Linked DNA regions of Homo sapiens: region 1 is linked to region 2. Evidence: chromatin contacts called from ENCODE Hi-C or POLR2A ChIA-PET data. All regions are on one chromosome and are shown on one strand. Each heading gives the region's core, a stretch centred on a gene start or an enhancer-like site at or near the end of the contact. The rest is flanking DNA. Distances are from core to core; before and after follow the strand shown.

Region 1 (2,795 bases), core at 272-2,771, 38 kb before region 2:
AGATGGCTGCTGTTTCTGCAAGTTTCTGGTTTATCCAGCCTATTAGACTGTGGCCAGATGTACTGTGTTACCTACATAATCCTTATCAGCAGCATTCCATCTGTGTCATCCAAGTAGCAGGAATAAGCAGGCACCCTTTTGGAAAGTGGCCCAAAGGGTACAGAAAGCAGGTACGCCTTGGAGGCATGTAACCCACATCCCTGCAAGTCAGGAGAGAAGACAAACACATTGAGTTTCTGCCCCAGATACTCACTTGAATTGCTCCTGCATTCCAGAGAGAGGTTGGTGGGGGGAAATTTGGAGGTTAGCTGTGGGCCTTGGAGTGATGATTACTTTGTAATGGAACAAATTAAATTATGTGAAATTTTAGATGCTTTCCTCCTGCCCTAGTGGCTCCCAATCTATTTAGGGGTAGTCAGAAAAAGGGGACCTTCACAACAGCTGCTTAGCTGCTTGAGCTCAGAGAGGAAACCCATAATTTGTCTGTAATCCCTAATGCCAACAGTTGTTCATTAAGAAACAAAACTAATGTAATCTTGATTATTTGCTCAGATTTCTACTCTATCATGTTTTGTGCATCTGGCAGGCTAATGTAATTTTCCTCAGAAACCCAAAGCAATCTGGTGCTCAGACAACACCATGCAGATTTAGGTAAATTCCAGGCTCAGATTAGCATAATACTAACTAATCACGAATATTATTTGCATTCATTAGAGTGTTGGGGAAAAATTGTTTCTAAATGGCAGAAAATTGAAAGAAGGATTAAGGGCAAGAGCTTGAAAATCCTGTTTGGCTTGATACGACTATATTACAGATGATTTTTCTCTTACAAGGCCTAATATTTAATGTGGAAGTATTAATTAGAGTATTGGAAAAAGATTGCATCTAATTGGAAGAAAACTAAGAGAGATTAAGGACCGGGCATATGGACTTGCTTTTGCTTGATTCAAGTGTGGAACAGATAATTTCCCATGCAATGCCAAGGAGCTTAAATGTGTAAAAGATAGGGTGATTAATTTTTCAGAAAGAACCAAGCCTTTTTTTTGAGATAACAGAGAAACACAATTTCGTTCCTTATGGAGTAACAAGTTATCGGTCAGTGCCTTTGTTTTTGTGATCAAGGAAAGAAGGTAACAGAATTAAACTCCTGAATCTGAAATACTCCCAAATAAAGGGGAAATCCCATAAAGCCCACACACTGGGCAAACCTTAAATCACTGGTAATAGATCCCAAATGTTGTACTGATTTAAATAATAATAATAAAAAGATTCAACCCCCACCTCCTGGTGGCTAGCTATTTTCTTTGCAATTTCCAGGGCCAGTCATTTGGCATTTGTGGAATTGGTTACAGGCCGTGTGCTGGGGCCTGCGCCTGACTGTGGTTCGAGGCAATTGTCTGCAAATCCTGTCTCTGGGCAGCTCGGCTGCTGTGGGGCTAAATTCAGCGCTGGCTTCCTGAGGGCTCGGAGCAGGTGCTCGCCAATGGCTTTGGCTTCTCCCTCTGACAGATGAGCAAGCGGAGCCGCTCCCCTGGAGGGAAGCCAGCTGAGCAGCCATTAGCAGTCACAGCCTTTGAATGTCCAGGCTAGTCTAGCTGCTCGCAGAATCCTGACTGTTTGGGATTCAGGCTTTGGCCTTAGCCTGAATGAGGTCGGGCAGCATGGTAGAGGAACTTGTTACTTAAAATGTGTTCTGGGTGGCCAAAGCTTTGGCATCGTCTAGAGGCTTGTGGGAAATGCAGAAACTCAGGCCCCACCCCCAACCCACTGAGTCAGCCTCTGCATTTTCGCATGGCCCCGAGGATATGCATAGGCTCATTCAAGTTTGACAAAAGCTGGGTTCTAGGACATTGGGCCTCAGACGTTCAGAGGCATAATGAATGATCACACCAAGAACTTGTCACAAACTCACATTCCTGGGCCCACGATTCAGTTTCAGGAGGTCTGGGGAAGGTGAGGTGAGGCCCCAGGTGACTCTGATGCAAAGGGTTCCTGGCACCACACTAGAGAAACACCTGGCTAGAGGAACACTCATGGATTGAAATCCACCTTGCCTACCGAGTTAGTGGAAAAGTTGATTAATGGCTCTAAACCCCAATTTCCCCACTTTAACATGGAGCTCCTATTTTACAGGTTTGTTGTGAGAACTCGGAGAGCTCAGGTCTGCAGAAGGTTTTAGCACAGCATCCTGTGCATTTTAGGCCCTGGCTAAGACATTACTTCCCTTTTTCTTCCTTCTCCACTTTGCAACCCACTTCCTCCATCTGATTCCCTGCCCACGGGGTCTTCCCTATGCCCCAATGTCCCTACCTTAGCGATAGCTTCCCAATGCCCCTTATGCTTGTACCTGTCCAGTTCTATCCTTCTGGCTAGGTCTCCAATCTCCAAGTTTTTTCTAACAACCGCCATCCCAGCCCCCAATTCTAGCTGCAGTGCAATAAAGTGTATCTGTCCCAGAGCCTAGCCTTTTAGTCTCAATTCTCTGCTAAACTGGCAGATGACTCAAAGCTAATAGCTAAGATTCTGTGCAATGGTTTAAGTATGCCGTTTCTGTTGGGTACTTTAAGGAGATATAATATCTTAGCCCAGTGGTTCTCAACTATGGCTACATACTAGAGTCATCTGGAGGTCATTTTATAAGATGCCCAAGTCTTTCAAATCCACTGTGATTCTGGTTCATTTGGTTGAGAGAAGACCCACGCATTGGTATATTTTTAAAAATTCCCAGCCAGCTTTTGGGCTGCTCACTGAGCAACCCAAACTGAGAATTCGTGTCCTAAAAAAAGTAATCAAGG
Region 2 (2,700 bases), core at 113-2,612:
GCTCCACCATACCCAAGCCTGTAGATTGAAGGATGGCCCTCTGTGAAACCCACAGCTGTTTCTCCGAAGAAGTTTCATTTGGAAGTCTGCTAGTATGGGTTTCAGTACCATGAGGGTGTTTCCCATATAAAGAAGAAGATGATGTCACTGCTACTTGCTGGTATCTACATGCACTCCCAGAGCCCCCTGCAATCCCCCACAAGGGTGCTTTTCTGTGCCTTTCCTCAGTGATTGTCTGTAAGATTAGCTTCCTACTAAAATTCTAACTAGACTTAGATTCTCTTTTATTCACTGGGTGAGGGACCTGGGATCTCTATTTAGTTTTATTTCCAATATTTTTTCCCTGTCATGTAGATTTGCAGTGGGTTTAGGTGGCAGTGTTTACAAATAATTTCTTGGTCTAATCCCAACTATTTAACATCTGCAAGGATGATGTAATATGCCAGCAACTGTTTAAAGTTGTTCTAAAAGGCTTTACAAATATCCTTTGTGAGTGTGCACCCTGGTGATGGGAATGAATACACATGCTATTTTGTGAGCAATTTGAGAGAGTCTATCAAAATTTTAAATATGCTTATGTCTTGACCATAATTCCACTTCTAGGGCTTTTCCTGCAGCAATCACTCATAGCAATGTGAAAATATGCATGTGCAAGGATATTCATTACATCATTATAAGAGTGAAAAATTGTAGAGAAATGCTAAATATATACTGATAGAGGGGATTCCTAAATATAATACACTATGGAGTAATACTCAGCCATTAAAAAGAGTAAGGTTGATTTAAGTTCCCTGAAATGTTATTCATGATATGCTGATGAGAGATTGAAAAAGCAAATTGCGTAATAATATGTATTATATTGTCCCATTTTGTAAAATATAACAATACCCAAGTGATTTCTATATAAATGTAATAAATTTTTCCCATTTTTATACAAGATCTCTTTAGGGTAGACTCTGTTAAATGGTGTTCTACTCAGTACTTTAATATGTTTGGAGATGCAGCTATTGCAGAAGGAAGTAAAGAAGTCTAACCTGTTCTGTATGTTTGAAGGAAGGAGATGACAGCAGAAAAGATAAGGAGAGGAGAGAGAGAGAAGGTGAGGGGCTAGCAGCATCTGAGGCAAAAGCAAGTGTAGCTCTCCCTGAAGCAAGATGGAGGAAAAGACTTAAGAAGTGAAGTCGTTAATGAGTGATTTTAAATAGCTTGCTGTGTGCTTCCTAGTAGGAAGTCTGGCCAATAATCCTCAAATCGTCACTAAAGTCACTAATGCTTTGTGTGAATATGTAGGTGTGTGTGCATGCCTAAATCCAGGAAGGGGCCAAGTTGACCATATAAGTCAACAATGCAGAACAGAGACAGCAGCCAGAGAATAGGGAGCCTTTCTTGGCTTTGGAAGCACATCAAATCTTTGAAAATATGTAGAAATCTTGAGGAGAACCTTAGATTTCCTCAGGGCATAGAATGGGGGGTGGGGTGGTTCAAGCTGTTCATCTAGATCTTATGGGTCTGGAAGACATCAGCCAACATCAGGATTACAAATACAGTAGAAGAACTATTTTTTGCCAAAATGCTTGCAATGTGGCTAGATTAACGAATCTAGATATTCTACCTACAAAAGAACCCAATGATAACAACAAAACAAAACCTTAATCCAATCTATACATCTTCTGAATACGTTCTCCACTTTCCATTATATGGATTATGAAGTAAGAATGGGATGTGTAATGTATTTGTATACTTTCATTTCAGTACTTTAAACTTTATTGCTTTTACAACATAGAAATAACTCTGAACCAGCCCAACTCATGCATTACCAGAACAGCCACCAACCTCACTTCGCAATATACCACCAAATGAATCTCCATGGCAACCAACCAGCACATCCCACCATATGCCACATACCATGAGGAATTACTCCTCAATTATTACTCGGCATGATAGTTTAAATGGATAAGCATTTCAAAAAAATCCTTTTAGGCCAATCTCATTATTTGGATGGTTCTGATATTGAGAAATCTGAATAGGTGACATTTTGTTATTTAGATATACATTCACTTATATATACCCAGAAAAAGATTTGGAATACCTACCGTCACTTCAGAGGGGGACTTTTAATTTTCACTTTATATATACTACTTTATTATTTTCTTTTTTTAATCATAGGCATATGTTATTTTGTAATCAAAGAAAGAAAATGCTGTCCCATACTTGGTAAGCAGTCACTTCTCCTAATGCCACACCTTTATGGAATGCTATCCCCTACACACTGCCTCAGGCAGAATGGAATGTCATATGGGGAACTGGTTGCAGCTAGATGCTATTATTTTAAGAAATTTTAAACATCCTCTGCCTTTTCATTGAACTCAAGATGAGCACTTAACAATTACAAGTATTCCTAGAAGCAAAGAAATCATATATATTCTGGTATTTATTTAAAGTACTAAGAGATTCAAATTCTTTATATAATAAGAAGTAGCTTTAGTCTTTATCAGCTCAAACATTATGAGCTATAATCCATGAAACATGCTATTTTTAACAAATATTTATTCTTCCTATCATTCTGAATGTGAAACATTTTCATTTCTTCTAAGAACATTCCAGGTTTAAGTCTGAGAAATGGTCCTGGTCTTTCAACAATTGAAGAGATTGTGGGCACCTATCTCACCCCAGGGTTTTAGTCTCAGAGATTACCGGGTT

The links. A loop is a pair of places that touch in the nucleus more often than their neighbours do. ChIA-PET counts read pairs that join two places held with the same protein, here RNA polymerase II (POLR2A). Pooled maps may share reads with other maps.
Region 1: a pooled map shows a loop between it and region 2 (2.0-fold over the local background). The contact joins two enhancer-like sites. A Hi-C loop is called at or near these places in 4 of 168 maps with a recorded cell type or tissue (K562, astrocyte of the cerebellum, head of caudate nucleus and 1 more) and 4 of 50 pooled maps. POLR2A ChIA-PET finds 5 or more read pairs at or near these places in 1 of 52 experiments (GM12878).

The regions. Positions count from the first base shown.
Region 1 is chr9:14,514,722-14,517,516 of GRCh38, reverse strand. LOC124902120 (a long non-coding RNA gene) reads left to right here. Exons shown (of 2, transcript XR_007061419.1): 2 at 1-1,280. It also overlaps a transcript of NFIB not described here. Among named protein-coding and RNA genes, the nearest start is that of TRH-GTG1-6, 82 kb to the right of the region's middle. Within about 2 kb of position 1,521, at least 2 of the 41 ENCODE cell types and tissues checked have a DNase peak (open chromatin) inside an H3K27ac peak, as active enhancers do.
Region 2 is chr9:14,476,735-14,479,434 of GRCh38, reverse strand. It overlaps a transcript of NFIB not described here. Among named protein-coding and RNA genes, the nearest start is that of TRH-GTG1-6, 44 kb to the right of the region's middle. Within about 2 kb of position 1,362, at least 2 of the 41 ENCODE cell types and tissues checked have a DNase peak (open chromatin) inside an H3K27ac peak, as active enhancers do.